Linked DNA regions of Homo sapiens: region 1 is linked to region 2. The links are chromatin loops, found by intact Hi-C in ENCODE. Cell type or tissue: endothelial cell of umbilical vein. All regions are shown on one strand.

Evidence for each region. Hi-C counts contacts between places; a loop is a spot of excess contacts. Peaks named below come from ENCODE experiments on the same cell type or tissue, not always from the same donor. Only the 100,000 strongest peaks of a DNase experiment are listed, where the experiment ranks them.
Region 1: it touches region 2 in a loop (15-fold over the local background); 3 of 110 quality-filtered maps call a loop at or near these places.

What each region holds. Positions count from the first base shown.
Region 1 is chr16:87,584,862-87,592,861 of GRCh38, reverse strand. LOC124903749 (a long non-coding RNA gene) reads right to left here. Exons shown (of 2, transcript XR_007065171.1): 2 at 7,865-8,000. Among named protein-coding and RNA genes, the nearest start is that of JPH3, 14 kb to the left of the region's middle. In endothelial cell of umbilical vein, a CTCF peak has its summit at 3,916; a DNase peak (open chromatin) is centred at 3,901; H3K27me3 peaks cover 310 bases.
Region 2 is chr16:87,697,848-87,705,847 of GRCh38, reverse strand. JPH3 (junctophilin 3) reads right to left here. Exons shown (of 5, transcript NM_020655.4): 5 at 7,692-8,000. It also overlaps a transcript of KLHDC4 not described here. Among named protein-coding and RNA genes, the nearest start is that of KLHDC4, 64 kb to the left of the region's middle. RefSeq lists enhancers at 6-613, 614-1,223, 1,873-3,072, 3,108-3,357, 4,088-4,137 and 1 more and a silencer at 3,478-3,537. In endothelial cell of umbilical vein, a CTCF peak has its summit at 3,296 (motif pointing right); a DNase peak (open chromatin) is centred at 3,117; H3K27ac peaks cover 484 bases.

The sequences.
Region 1 (8,000 bases), 110 kb after region 2:
GCCCCTGGCAGCCACTCACCTGTTTCCTGTTTCCCTGGATTTCTTAGTTCCAGAGATTTCCTGTGAATATAATTCTGTGATATGTGATCTTCTGTGTTGGCTTCCTTCACTCAGCGTGCTGTTTTTGAGGTTCCTCCGTGTTGCAGTGTGCATTGGTGCTTTCGTCCCATTTCTGTCCAGTTAATCTTCCACTGTGTGGCTGGAGCACACTTTGTTCATCCATTCATCAGTGGATGAAATGTGGGGTGTTTCCAGTTTGGGGCTATGATGAACATGCACGTACAAGTGTTTGGGTGACACACGTTTTCAATTTTCTTGGGTATATACCGAAAAGTAAAACTGCCAGGTCATATGGTAACTGCGTATTTTACCTTTTAAGGAGCTGCCAAACTGTTTCCACTGGGGCTGCATCATCCTTCCTTCCCACCAGCAGCATACAGGGGTTCCAGTTTCTCCACATCTTCTTTGACACTTCTTTTTGTCTGTCTCTCTGATGACAGCATCCTCGCTGGTGAAGGGGCGTCTGTCCAGCATCCTTGCCGGTGTGAGGGTGTCCATCCAGTCTCCTCACCGGTGTGAGGGCGTCCATCCAGTGTCCTCACCAGTGTGAGGGCGTCCAGCATCCTTGCCGGTGTGAGGGCGTCCATCCAGCGTTCTCGCCAGTGTGGGAGCATTCAGCATCCTTGCCGGTGTGGGGGCATCCAGCGTCCTCGCTGATGTGGGGGTGTCCAGCGTCCTCACTGGTGTTGGGGCATCCAGTCAGGTTGCGATTTGCACTCCCTGATGATGAGAGGTGCTGAGCATCTTTCCAAGCGCTTGTTGGCCATCTATATGTCCTCTTTGGAGAATTACCTGTTCAGATCCCTTGCCTATTTTATTTTATTTTGCTCCAAGTTATTGGTAGATGCTTTGCCCATTTTAAAATTTGCACTTTTATTACTGAGTTATAGGTGTTCTTTTTTTTTTTTTTTTTGAGACGGAGCCTCATTCTGTTGCCCAGGCCGGAGTGCATTGGCGCCATCTCGGCTCACTGCAAGCTCCTGGGTTCACCCCATTCTCCTGCCTCAGCCTCCCGGGTAGCTGGGACTACAGGCGCCCACCACCTCACCTGGCTAATTTTTTGTATATTTAGTAGAGACAGGGTTTCACGGTGTTAGCCAGGATGGTCTTGATCTCCTGACCTCGTGATCCGCCCATCTCAGCCTCCCAAAGTGCTGGGATTACAGGCATGAGCCACCGCGCCTGGCCTGAGTTATAGTTCTTTATACATTCTGGATACAAGTATCTTATCAGATGTGTAATTTGCAAATATTTTCTTCCATTCCGTGAGTTGTCTTTTCACTTTCTTCATGGTATCCTTTGCAGCACAAATTTTTAATTTCAATGAAGCCCAATCTAAAATCTTTCTCTTTTTTTAGCTCCTTCTTTGGATGTTGTGGCTGCAGGAGCCTGTGTGATACACTCACCTTCTTTGTGAGGACGCTCACCCGCATCCATCCTCCTCTGCTCCGTGCCCTCACGGCCCTGTGAGGACAGGGAATACAGCGTGTGATGCTGGCTGCCGCCATTTCAGATGTGGCAGCCCTGCCTCTCAAATGAGAGTCTTGTGCCCTGAGGATAGGGCATGTGTTGGAACCAAGACATCAGTGTCATCCCACCCCCATGACCTGTTCTTGGAGACGGTGACTCAGGAGTGTGGACAGACCAGGATAGACCCGGCTCTGAGACACTCACTCCTGCCCCACACTGTCGCCAGAGCCGATGGGACATCCGAGGGCTTCCCGGAGGAAGGGCTGGTCCCAGGATGGCCATCGGGGAGTGGAAGACATGGTTGAGGGGGAGGTCACAGAATGAGAGCTCAAGTGGAACCCCACCCCTTTGGGGTCCAAAGACCGTGGAGCTCCCTTAAGCCTCAGTAACTCTCCCACCCCATGACGGCTTCTGTGGGCTCCACCTTATCCAAGAACATGTCTTGCCTTGGGCTAGCAGGAGTGAGTCTCTGCCCTTCGCCAGGTGGGGAGCTGGGTGGGATCAAGGCTCTTCTTTATGCTCCGACCCCCGCCCCACCCACCCTTGCTGCCCCCATACCAGACCCTCCACCCTGAACATTCAACAGCTCACTCAGTATTCATCCAAGAAACATGAGGTCAGGGCCGGGAATGCAATTAAGAATAAAACGACGCAGACTTCACCTGTGTGGCTGGCGCGTGACACCACTGTAGAAGCTCAGTGCGTTCATTTGGCCAGTGGCGAGTGTAGTTGCTTCTGACGTGAAGGCTGGGTCTGGCTGGCAAGCAGTCACGTCAGTTTCAGAATCTCCTAACTGAATAAGAACTAAAGAACTTCCGGAAGCCCGAAGTGAGCTCTGAAGATTTGTGTTCAGTCCTGACTCTGCCCTTTGCTAACTGTGTGGTCTTGGGCAAGTCACACAGCCTTTCTGAGCCTGAGTTGTCACCTGTCAAATGGGAAGAAGAAATCACCCCCTCCTCTCTGCACAGAATTAGGTTGTGTGCACATTGTGAATGTAAGTGACTGTCCCTGTTAACAGCAGCAGTCCCTCCTGTCCATGCACAACTGTGTACCAGGACTAAGGACCGAGCGTGACTCCACTGCATCCACATAGCCCCGCTCGGGAGGCACGACCAGGGCTAAGCACGACTGCGCTGCGTCCACACAATCCCACTTCGGAGGCACCCCCAGGAAAGGGAACAGAAGCCTCAAGAGGTGGGAATGGCAGAGCCACTGGCCTGGAAGCTCTGTGTGTTTCCTGGAGAGTTGGGTAAAGAGAACATGAACGTATTACAAGGGAAGGTGGCACTCATGCCACAAAGTAGAGACCAGGACACCAGTCGCGTAGACAGGCCCTACGCTCCTAGGCAGCCCCGGTGCTGGAGCTGGGATTGCCCCACTGCCTCACAATTGTAAATAACGCCATTGCAGGGACCGTGTGCACATGGAGGCTGCTGAGGAGGGTGGTGGGGACAAGCGGTCTAGAAGCTGGCTGTCTGAATTAAACTCCTAATGCCACCTCATTCTGGCTGGGCAGCCGGAGGCTCCTTAGGGCCCCAGAGCCTCAGTTTCTTCCCTGTCAGAGCAGCCGCCTCCCAGGGTTGCTGAGAAGAGGAAACGGGAGCCTCCAGCATGGCCAGGGTGCCGTGACATCTGCGGTGAGCACGGAGTCACTCTTCCAGATGTTTCCGTGTGTGTGTGTGTGTGTGTGTGTGTGTGTGTGTGTGTCTGCTTCCTTCCGATAAATCCCAAAATGTGGAACAGCAGAGCACGTGCGCTTTGCAGACTCTCTGTCTGCTGCCCAGTGGTTCTGTGTGTGCCAGGCTGCCCCACCTGCCCACATGCATCAGAGTCCCCTGGACTCTTGTTCGAATGAAGGTTCTGGTCCAGGAAGTCTGTGAGGGGCCCAAGACTCTGCATTTCTATGGTGGTGCTGATGCTGCTGGTCTGGGGCCCACACTCTGAATGGCCAGGGCCCCAGGTATACACGTCTCCCCCTACCACTCCTCTTGCAGGAAGCTGGAGGCAGATGACAGCCCAGGGCAGTGTGTTCACCGCCAGGCTTGACATGTGGTCATCAGGCTGGAGAAGCCCATTCTTGGGACGCTGCCTGCGTCTGGGCAGGGCTCCTGCCTTCTCCGTGGTACCTGAATCTCTGCCATCAGCCACCAGTCCAGCCAGGCTGTTGATGCAGCCGATTCCTGCCAAGCTGATCGGCCCCAGGGAGGATCAGAGCCACCCGCTCTCCGTATGGAGACCAGGCAGTGAAAGGCCTGGCCGGAGGCACTGGAAAAGGCCGGAGCCCTTCGCAGTGGGGCTGGAAAGCTCTCCTGCAGCTTCACAGCCTGTGGGCCTCCGTTCCTGAGGCCGCCTGGCGAGCAGGCCCAGAGAGGATCGCGGACCAAGGGAGACCCCGTCTGGACGGCAGCGACCATGCAGCGCTGCCGCCACCTTCTCTCCATGGAAATTCCCGTGTGTGCGATTCCACCCGCAAAAGGTTGCAAATGCCCGTGCACTCCCCGGGCTTGGGGGGAGTAATAACCCAACTTCTTATCCAGATGGATGTTGTGGGGGAGACTGCAAAAGATTTAGTTTGTTTTACTTTTCTTTTCTTTTTTCTTTTTCTTTTTTTTTTTTTGAGATGGAGTCTCGCTCTGTTGCCCAGGCTGGAGTGCAGTGGCGCAATCTCAGCTCACTGCAAGCTCCACCTCCCGGGTTCACGCCATTCTCCTGCCTCAGCCTCCTGAGTAGCTGGGACTACAGGCGCCCGCCACCATGCCTGGCTAATTTTTTTGTATTTTTAGTAGAGACGGGGTTTCACTGTGTTAGCCAGGATGGTCTCGATCTCCTGACCTCGTGATCTGCCTGCCTCAGCCTCCCAAAGTGTTGGGATTACAGGCGTGAGCCACTGCGCTCGGCCTAGTTTGTTTTACTTTTCAAATGAACCATATGAAATTGTCAGCATTTGGCTGTTTTACATCTCTTAAAGGGCAATTTCACATGGTCCGATGTGAACCCTCCCAGCAAACCTTCAGGGTAGTTTTTGTAACTACCGCATGCACAGGACGCGTGACGCTGGCAGGCCTGTGCGCAATTGTCGTCACACAATTGCAGATGGCCTTTGCCATACACTCCATGGAACCTAAGATGCCACCAAGTGTAAGGGTGCTCTGGGCCCCTTTGCCTGGTGACAGCTGAGGCAAGCCGCTGACGAAGCTCTGCAGATTCACAGTTTGCTCCCCCCAATGTTTTAGGGCTGCTGTGCATGCCCAGAGCCACATACCTGTGAGGACTGATTAGCTGGCCCAGGAGAAAGGGTCCCCCACCCACCCATGAGCATCTGCCTCCTGCAGTCAGGGGCAGTTCTTACCACCAAGGCCTTGAAGGGCAGTCCTAGTGGAGAGCCGTGGATGGGGGTGGGAAGAGGGAGGCCAGACTGCAAGCTCTCAGCGAGGAGAGGGTTCACCCAGGGGCTGGGGCTGAGCTGAGGCTGAGCCCAAGAGATAAGGGCGCCAGTGCTAGCTGATGGAGGCCTGACCCACCTGGCCCTGCCCTTCCAGAAGGAGGCTCTCCGGGAGAGGAGGCTGGCTTCCCAAGCCAGGCCAAAAATGGCCACAGGAGCAAAAGAAAGAGACCCACTGGGGGCTGCGTTGTGGTCGGCGTGCCGGGTGGGTGAGGGCTTCCCCACACATGGGAAGGTCTGAAGCTCGTGCTAGCACCAGGTCTAGTGGGGACACCTGGGCCTTCTTATCAGCTTGCTGGGGTCTGGGGCAGAGAGCAAGGGGCAGTGAACACATATGTGTTCACACGTGTGTCACTGAGGGAGTGTGACAGGCCCCGTGAGCCCTGGCACACCAGCATCCCCATCAACATGGGGGTGTTCAACCCAGGCCTCTCCCTACAGCATCCTCACAGCAGTGAGCCTGTCAAAATACACTCACGATTTCCAGCTATGAACAGTTCAGCATGTACCAGACACCCTTGTACCACCCCCCAGATTTTACAAATGTTCATCTTTTCCATATTTGCTTTGGAGTGTTCTTTAAGGAGATGAAAGTTAGAGTTGCAGCTCTCCCCCACCCGCCCTGCGCCCCTTCCCCCGCCACAGAGGTCACTCCTCCCTGAAGCTTTGCGTGCCTCTCACGCAGTTTTGCTACCATTGCTGCTATGCCAACACCCGGAAACCACGCGGCACACGGGATTCGCGTAAAGGGCATCACGCTGTCAAATCCTTTAACAACTGGCTTTTTTCCACTCGATATCACGTTTTGGTTTGTTTTCTTTTGTTTTTGTTTTGAGACAGACTCTTGCTTTGTAACCCGGGCTGGAGTGCAGCTGCATGATCTCAGTCACTACAACCTCTGCCTCCCAGGTTCAAGCGATTCTCCTGCCTCAGCCTCCTGAGTAGCTGGAATTACAGGCACCTGCCACCATGCCCGGCTAGTTTTTGTATTTTTAGCAGAGACAGGGTTTCACCACGTTGGTCAGGCTGGTCTCAAACTCCTGACCTCAAGCCATCCACCCGCCTCAGCCTCCCAAAGTGCTGGGATTATAGGTGTGAGCCACCATGCCCGGCTGATGTAACATTTTTGGTTGATCAACATTGACTCAGGTAGCTCTCATTGTTCACCCGAAATGTGGCACGGGACGCTCCTCCACCCGCAGCTACGCCACAGCTCACGCCCCATCCTCCTTCCTCCTGGCAGACAGGTTGTTTCCACTTTTCCCTTACGGTCCTTGTTTTTACAGGAAGAGCACAAGACTGCTCAGCCAGGAAGTGGCAAGACTGGAACACGCACACAAGGCTGCAGACCCCAAATTTCCCATTCTTGCCACGTCATAGGCCAAAGTTTACACAGCAGCTCACAGAGCCTGGGTGAAACTACAAATCCCTGGCTGAGCGCACCCCTGGTGCTGGTTTTAAAGATAGGTCCGCAAATTCCTGGGCACTCTGCTTCTCAAGACGGAGAGCTTAATTCTCCCGCCCCTGAGTGCGGGCTGGACTTAGTCATTCATCTCTAACAAGAGATTACGGCAGACATGGAGCAATGTCGCTTCCGAGATGAGGTTACAAAAAGACCGTGGCCTCTGCCTTAGTGTCTCAGCCTCTCTCGCTCTCTGTGGGAAGCTGCTGTCGCGCTGTGATCTACCCTACGGAGTCTCAGGTAGCAAGAAACAGACGCTTCCCGCAAGCAGCCAGCAAGGGCCTGAGGCTGGCCGACGACATGGAAGTGGGTCCCGCAGCCCCATTTGGAGCCCCGTGACCCCGGCCCCGGCCACTGCCTTGACTCTGACCACGTGAGATCCCTGGGCCAGCACTACTCAGCCAGGCAGCCCCACATTCCCAACCCACAAAAACCATGAGATGATAAACGTGTGTTGTCTTAAGCCCCCGAGGCTGGGGGTATGTTAGGCATCAGCCAATAACAGATGCACGCGTTCAGCACAAGGAGGCCAGGCGAGGGGACACAGATGAACTTGGGCCCAGCAGGTTCTACCACCCACAGCCTCTAGACGTCTCTTCCCCATCCTGTCCTGGCCTCAGAGGGCATGTGACAACACACACCCTGGGCCTGAGGCCACAGCCACCAACGTGGACCCCGTCACAGTGTGCTGAGCTGTGCCCGTGCCAGGACCGACCCCCAGCATGTCCATGTGCACAGGGATGTGGGGATAGTGAGCGCCTCCCTCTCGCAATTTCCCTCTCTCTCCCGGGCCAGCTGCCCTCTCTCCCCCATCCTCTGCCAATTCCCTCGCTGCCTTGACTCTAGAATCCGCACAGAGCCAGCCCCGGTTTGCAGGAAGCCAGCCCTCAGTGGAGCTTTCTTCCTGAGTCTAACTTGCTGACACCAAACCCAGCAGCCTTCGCCACAGGAGGGGTTTGGGACTCCCCGCCAGTGCTGAGGGGCTTGGGAGTCAGACAGACCTGGGTTTCCCATCCCTGCCCACCCCACCCTTCTCCCTGAGCCTCAGGCCTCACTCCCCTCATCTGTGAAGTGGGATCAGTCATCTACCTACCTCCAGATGACAGAGATCCCAGGAGATGAAGCAGCCAGTGCCTAGGGCGTGCCAGATCTCAGGTCACGGTGCAGGCGAGCTCGGGGATTGTCCAGGAAGCTCCCTCTTGCACCCCCTCCTGCTCTCAGGTCATGGTCCAGGCAAGCTCGGGGACTGGCCAGGAGGCTCCCTCTTGCACCCATCCCCTCGCTTTCTGTACAAGGCCTTGCTGCTGCCTTGGGTACCACGCTGAGCAGCGCCTCTGTCCCCTGGGCCCTAGTGATGCTGATCCCTCAGCCTGGAATCCCCCCTGCTCCCTGCTAACTCTATTTAGGCAAAATTCACATAACAAAATGTGTCATTTTAACCATTTTATTTTACTTATTTGGTTTTATTTTTTAATTTTAGAGATGACATCTCACTCTGTTGCCCAGGCTGGAGTGCAGTGTGATCACAGCTCACTGCAGCTCCCGACCTCCTGGGCTCGAGTGATC
Region 2 (8,000 bases):
GGACAGGGTTGAGAAGCCAGAGCGCAGGCAGCAGCGCCCCCGCCCCCGCCCCCGCCCAGGCCCTGCCCGGCTCTGCGGCTCCAGCCCTTGTCCAGAAGATGGACGCCATTGTGTGGCCGGTTCTTTCTTCCCTCCTGCTCTTGGAGGAAGAAGAGGAAATATCTTGTTGGCTTTCAATGTAGTTGTCTGTTATGAGAGACAGTTTTTCTTTCAGAGGAGCTTGTAACTGATTAGGTGGGATTCCAAGGAAAAAGAGACTTTTGAATCAACCCAGTTGAAAGAAAGATGACAGCAGCCCTGAGGAAGAAACTTCTTGTACACTTTCTTACACAGAAAGCATTTTGCTTTTGTTGCTAAAGATTTGGTTTGAATGAAAGATGCTGATCAGAACCAATGGGGATCAGATAGACAAGCTCCCAGCATGGAGTGGCTGTCACGGCCGTGATGAAAACAGGGCCCCTTCAGTGTGGAACCGTGGGAGACGCGGAACACAACACAGGGTGGTGGATTCCTGGGCGGAGCTCTGCCTGCCCCACGGGCCTGTGGTCTGCTCTGTCTGCCGGGGCCCAGTTTACCGAACTACTTGGTGGCCAGATAGCCACCGTAGGGCGTGAGCGGCCGGCACGAAAGCCCAGGGCCTCTGTCTCCCGGGAGCTGCTGGCGCGGCGCGGCTGGGACACGCCGTACTCGGTGCCACGTTCTTGCCCAGTTCCTCGCTGTGGTGAGCTGCTGGCTGTTAGGAAGCCTTTCCCTCGGCTGCGGCCCTCCCACACGGCCCCCAGACCCCTGACTGCAGGGTGGGCGGGCGTACCAGGGGAGGCACTCTGGCCGGCCCGCTTGGCAGCAGGGCCACAGCTCCTCCTCGCAGGGCTTTGTGGGATTTTAAAGGATGAATCGTCTTGTTCTCCATGCTCCCCCTGCCGCCCATGCGCGCCATGCTCTGTGTGAGGATGAATTGGAGGGACTGGCCATGAGCGGTGGCTTTTTTCGTGTTTGGGGTCGGGAGGGTGTTGGGTGGAATGAACATCAAGGGAACCACCCATTGAGCTTAGAAATTCTTGCCAGGCAGTTGGTTTGTGTTTGTGTTTAGATGAGAGCAGTGTTGATTGCAGTTTGACATCTGATTTTTTTTTTAATTGAGTTGGTACAAGCAGGATGTCATTGGCTAGGTGACAAAGTCACTGGGGGACCAAATACCAAGATGCCCGTTGGTGAGAGAGACCCTCCCCAGGACCCTCCCCAGGCGCCTCCTTCTCCGTGACGTTCAGGACCCTCCCCAGGCGCCTCCTTCCCCGTGACGTTCAGGACCCCTCCCCAGGGCCCTCCCCAGGCGCCTCCTTCCCCGTGACGTTCAGGACCCTCCCCAGGCGCCTCCTTCCCTGTCATGTTCAGGACCCTCCCCAGGCGCCTCCTTCCCCGTGACGTTCAGGACCCTCCCCAGGCGCCTCCTTCCCTGTCATGTTCAGGACCCTCCCCAGGCGCCTCCTTCCCTGTGACATTCAAGACCCTCCCCAGGGCCCTCCCCAGGCGCCTCCTTCCCCGTGTGGTTCAGGACCCTCCCCAGGCGCCTCCTTCCCCGTGACGTTCAGGACCCTCCCCAGGGCTCTCCACAGGCGCCTCCTTCCACGTGTCGTTCAGGTGACGAGGCGAGACCCCGCGCTGGACGTGGCACTCGGGTGTTGGAGTGAGGTGGCGGCGCCGTGTGCTTGATGGTTTCCATCAGAGAAGAGTCAGCCTTCCTCCAGAAGGAGCGGGGGATGGTGGTTCCCCAGCCCGGAAGGAAAAGGAGCCGAGCTCTAGCTGTGATCACGGCCTCAGCCTGCCTGCCTTTGTGCATGGAAGGAACTTGCTAGTGACCGCTGCTCTCCTGGGCAGTGTAAGAGTGTTGTGTGGAGGCCGGGGGCGCTGGAGGCCAGTCTCGTTTTCATAGCCCAGATGGCTCCCGGCGCAGGTTGCAGTCACCTCCATTACTCTTTCACGAGAGAGCTGCAGCAATGCCATCTGGGGCCTGGCCACACCTGGTCACTGGTGTCCCGAGGCACACAAGCAGTCCCTGCCGGAAGCTGACACACTGTCATGGCCAAGGGCCACAGTGCAGGTACCACGGTGACCCGGCTTCCCTGAGTCCAGCTCACGCCCGTTTTCCTTGTCTCAACCTTCAGAGCCCTTCCAAGCCCCCACTGGCTGCAGCCCACCCAGGGGACCCACCTTTAGAGGCTGGACTCAGGCTTCACTGAGGGGTGAGAAGCGCAGGTTTACAAAGCTCTGGCTGGGAAGAAATTGAGTAACCACTCCCTGAGAAACAAACGGAGACGTTTAATTACATGAACGCACACATTTTAAAAACCGCCTGTGCACTCCCGGAGGGCAGAGCCTGCCTCTCTGGTTATTTTTGTGTCCTCCATTCACTTACAGGCTGTGACAAACCCTGTGCCCACGCTGCCTCCACTGCCGGGAGACTCAGGGCTGGGGGAGACATGCCCTGGTCACCACTGCGGAGACTCAGGGCTGGGGGAGACATGCCCTGGCCACCAGTGGTGAGCCAGCGAGACAGGACCCCACGCGCGCTGACCCGGGGACGCCATGGAACTCACTCGCGATTCCTGCACGCGCGCTGACCCGGGGACGCCATGGAACTCACTCGCGATTCCTGCTCACAGCACGTTTCCTGCTCGAAAACCAGGAGAGCCTCCACGTGCCGACTAGCTCTGTCCACACATCCATTGCGCAGCTCTGCAGCGGAAGGACCTTCAGTAAAGACGCTGGTTTGTAACGAGAGAAGCGTTCCAAAGTGTCACACGACATTGTTTATTACTAAAAGGAGCAGAATTTCTTTTTAATCTTGACAGTGTTGTTTTCGTAACAGTATGATTTAAACTGTTACATTCATTTAGGAAAACTTTTTTTCATTTCATAAGTAATCAAGCTATCTTTCCAGCTTAAAAGCAAAGAAAAAAGGCTCAGGGTAACTTTTTAAACCACTTCATCAATAAGAAAAGTTCTCTCTGTCATTGCACGGCGTGATTGTACACAGTATTAGCAAGCAGTTCACATGCGCCAGGGCCGACTTGGAAGGAAACACAGGTTAACACTGTTTCCTGTCCGAGTTCACAGAGATGTTTGCAGCAGGCTCAGTTGCTTTGGCAGCTGGAGCGAGGGTGCCTCTTCCGCGTGGCTCCCCTGAGCAGAGAGGCCCCTGTGGTTTTTTTCTCCGCCGGGCTCTGGGGACAGGGTTTCTGTGGAAATGGCAAATGGTGCAGATGAGCAGAGTCCTGCTAGAGAGGTCAGCTCAGCGTCCAGGAGGGGGCGCCTGCCCCCGAGGAGGCCACGGACATGCCTGGGAAGTTGCTGCCGGAGAAGTGTGCTCTGATGTGGCTACATTTGGGGACGCGGGCTCCCCAGAGGCCCAAGCGAGAAAGCCGGGGGTTCCCAGGCTGGGGGTGCAGGACGGGCCAGGCACTGCCCTGCAGGGCCCGCCCCCCTGCCCCTGCACCCTCACACCCATCTTCCTCTCTCAGCCTGACCCCAGGGCCTGGGAGCCCCCGGCAGACCGGCCCTCCTTGCCAAACAGTGGCTGCCCTTTATGGACTCGGCGCCTGGCAGAGCCACTGTGGAGGAGGAGTTGGCTGTCATGGTCAGGGGAGGCAGCCCTTGGGTTGTCAAGGTTGGTGGTCAACGTTGAACCCATATCTGCTGGAATCTCCCGGTCTGTTCCACACACGATCATGCGGGAAGCTCTGGGACCCGAAGGCTGTTCTGATCTCGGGGGTCACAAGTTCTCACAGCAGCCTGGGGTCACCAGGGACCAGACCCGGCGTTAGCCTCTGTAAGGAGCTGCCTGGCTGCTGGGCTGAGCTTTGTTGCAGGCCCAGGAAGATGACCAAGAAGGACAGAGCAGAGCCCCATCTACCACTGCTGGGAGGGCCCGAGGGAGCACGTGCACAGCAGAGCCCCATCCTCCACTCCCTGGGCTCGAAGAGGCTTCCTCGGTGTGGATGGCAGCTGTTAACGAGCAGTGGTGGTGCAGCTGGAGGCCTCTGTCCCATGGGGCACAGACGGGAGAAGGATGGCGGACGGGTGTGCACGCTTGGGAGGACGGGCGGGCGGCATAGGCCTGAGCAGGTGGCATGGGCGCACGAGAAGGGTGTGTCTGAGACAGGATGTTTATCCCAAATGCCAGGAGTGGACGAGGCGGACGAGTGGCAGTGAGGTAGGCATGTGAGGTTGTTGCCTGGCCCACTCTGCCGACCCCAGAAACCCAGCGGCCTGGGCCCAGCACCCGGCTACACATGGGGTGAGCTCACGCCCACACTGTGGCCTGTGCCCGTCACGGGGCTGCTTGCTTCTCCTAGGCTTGGGAACAAGCTGGCATGAACGCTGTGGCCGCATTCACAGCTCAGGCACTTCCACTTTGGGTTTCATGAAGAAACAGACTTAAAGAGCATTTGTTCCTAATGGGTGGGCTGAAGCTTGGGAGGAGCATTCAGCTTCTCTCCACAGTATGGCTTCACCTGTTCCTGAGCGCCCTGCTACCCTCTTGCTAACCTGGGTGGCTGAGGTCCTCTGCTTTGGTGGCGTTGACTTCCCGTCTGCAGCCAGCGCCAGGTGCCAGCCCCCGCCTCTGCTCATCGGGAAGCGCTGGCCTGCAGGTGCTTTGTGGTTGCCACGGACCCTTGTTCTGTCCCTTTCCAGCACCCACCCCCCACGCGCTGTGCATTCCGTAGTTCATTTTCAAGGCAGGGGGCACATGGTGAAAATACAGCCTGGCTTTTTTTCAACAAATGCAGCTGCACTCTTCCTTGCTTGTTTTGAAGGCTGAGCCAGCAACCTCCTTGGCACCTGGGGACAGTCGCTTCCTCAGTTTCTGCGTACCGACTGCCTCACCTGACACGCGGCCTGGGCGCGAGAGAAGCCAACCAGGTGCCTGAGTTGACTGACTCCTTCCGCCCTCCAGCTTCCTCCCTCCGCCCTCCAACCTCCTCCCTCCACCCTCCAACCTCCTCCCTCCGCCCTCCAACCTCCTCCCTCTGCCCTGCAACCTCCTCCCCTCTGCCCTCCAACCTCCTCCCTCCGCCCTCCAATCTCCTCCCTCTGCCCTGCATCCTCCTCCCCTCCGCCCTCCAACCTCCTCCCTCCGCCCTCCAACCTCCTCCCTCCGCCCTCCAACCTCCTCCCTCCGCCCTCTGCCCTCCTCCCTCTGCCCTCCAGCGTTCTCCCTCCTCCCTCCACCCTGTTTCCTCCCTCCACCTCTTCTCTCCTCCCTCCACCCTCTTCCTTCTACCCTCTTCCCTCTGCCCTCTTCTTCTGCCCTCCTCCCTCCACCCTCTTTCCTCCCTCCTCCCTCCACCCTCTGCCCTCCTCCCTCTACCCCCTGCCCTCCTCCCTCCGCCTTATCTGGAATCGGGGTCTTGGTCCTGGGCTGGAGGCAGACCCTGGCCCGGGCGAGGTTAAAGGTACTGCAGGAGGGCGGCATCATGATGTCCTGAAGCTTGTTGCGCCCGGTGCTGTCGGCCGGCTGAAGGCAGAAACAGTCACAGCACCTGCAGCTATGGAAGGCGACGACTGAAAATCTAATAGGCACCTTGATGTCAAGTTTCCAAGACCAAAGGCAAGAACAGTCAGATCAAACTTCGGAAGAGTCAGAGAAAGTGAGCATGACCTAGAGGAGGGAGACGGTCCTTCCGCTGTCTCCTGCAGAGCGTCTGTCGCACGTATGAGGTGAAATCCGCACTGTCCCATGAAGACTGTGAGGGGAGTTGCCACCCGCACACGGCCCAGGAGCGCCAGCAGCTTGGGGACCACCACAGGCCTCAGGGTCTCTTCAGTCCGACGGGTCCAGCTGTCGATAAAACCTCCCGGGGAAGGAGTAAAGGACAACCAAGAACCTGAACTGCAAAAGTATGAAAAACATTTCATTTCCCTCGAGTTCTCCACACTTTAGGTCTGCAGCGCCTTGGGGGTGACTGATGGCCCTCCGTGAGACGCGGTGGCCATGTGCTTCTACAAGTGAAAAGGAGCAAGTGTGGTTAGAGCCTGGAGTATGGACGTCCCGGGGACCGCTGGCCCATGGCCTGGCTTGGGGCCTTACAGGGGAGCGAGCTGAGTGAATGCAGGGGAGGGCCCGTCTTTCTACAGTGTGTATCTTGTTTTTGAGACAGACTCACTCTGTCGTCCAGGCTGGAGTGCAGTGGCGCGATCTCTGCTCACTGCAACCTCTGCCTCCCGGGTTCAAGCGATTCTCCTGCCTCAGCCTCCTCAGTAGCTGGGATTACAGGCACCTGCCACCACGCCTGGCTAATTTTTGTATTTTTTTTTTAGTAGAGATGGGGTTTCACTATGTTGGTCAGGCTGGCCTCGAGCTCCTGACCTCAGGTGATCCACCTGCCTTGGCCTCCCAAAGTGCTGGGATTACAGGCATGAGCCACCGCGCCCGGCCCTGCCCTGCTTTTCTACATCACCACTGTCTTGTCAGTTAGCTCGGCTCAGGCATTGCATGCCTGATCTGTATCTTTGGGAATCCTGTGAGGTAATGGTTCTAGATCCAAAAGAATGGATAAAGAGACTGTTTCAGTTCCCGAAATTATCCAGGCACATTCTGTGCGCTACTGAACTTCAGAAAGCACCAGTCCATCCAGTGTGCAGAGGCTGGTAAGTAAAACAGGCCAGCCGTGGGCACAGACAGTTTCACCAGAGGCCCCGGGGCAGAGGGTCTTCTCCAGCTCTTCCAGGGCGGGGCTCATCTGTTCCTGGGCCAGAGGTGGACCTGTCTGCAGGCTTGTAAGGGTGGGGAGACGCCAGCCTGGCCCATGGGCTGTCCACACCCACCCCCCGCAGACCGCGCTGCTGTCTGCAGGGGATGCCACCACTTCCTCCTGGCCTCGGGTGCACAGGTGAAACATGAAGAAGCTATTGGGGCGGAAAATGGCTCTCACCAGGCTGCTCTCGGGTTAATGAAAACTCGTCAAATTCTCCATGCAGCAGCAGCCAGCCGGGCACATGCTGTCCTGCCCTGCCCGACTGTGTGCAGGGAAGCAGGTCCCCTGGGCCTGGGCGGAGGGACTGCGTGCCTGTCAGGGAAGGCCGAGGCTCCGGACAGGCGGGAAGCAGCCTTCTGCTTAATCACCCCATGTGGAAACCAATTAAAGATTCGATTCTCTCAGACCCGGGGCATTTTAGCCTTGGTTGAATCCTCCTGGAATTCACAGGGAAGTGGCTTTGCCCTCTGCCCTCGCTGCTGGAAGGCAAGGGGCCGTTCTCGCCTTGGTTTTCTAGGTTGTGTTGCGGCAGGAGCTGACTGCCCCTAGGCCTAGATCTCTGCACAACTTCGCTCAGGGACACCTGCCTCTGTGCATGTCTCATGGTGTGAATGTGTTTCCTGCTCACAGGTACCGTTTTGTGTCATGCAGTTACTGGAATGTACAAAAGCAGCTGTGATCTTTGTGAGAGCTGCACAGAGCAGGAGTCTGAGAGCTGCACAGAGCAGGAGTCTTTATTTGGTTCACTTCTGGTCTGCAGCAACCACTTGCTACTAAAAGATGGAAAAGATGTACAAAAATGTCACAGCCCTTTAGAAAGCGACATTATCAGAAATGTATGACCTTCAGTCCTCCCTCCCTCTCCTATGCCCCCACCAGACCAGGCGGCGAGAAGGAACAGGGAGTGAACATGTAACGGAAAACAATAAAACTGAATTTAACTGGAACATGCTCTAATCTTTAGTTTATTTCTGGTTAAAAATATAGCAATCCAGTGCAGTGTAGTAAAGAAGTCTGCTCGAAAGGTAGCAGAGAAACAGCTAAACATAAGCAAAGCAAGGCAGAGTCCATAAGACGGGCTGGCCCCAAGACGACCGGATGGGGAATCCCTGCAGCGCCTCCCCGGGCACAGGGGTCCTGCGTATGGCCGTGCCCGGACCCCTCAGGCACGTCCATGCACACGAGAGCCAGGGCCAGGGGGCACTCGGACATCCTGGCAAACCTTGTTCTTTTGTTTGGGTGATG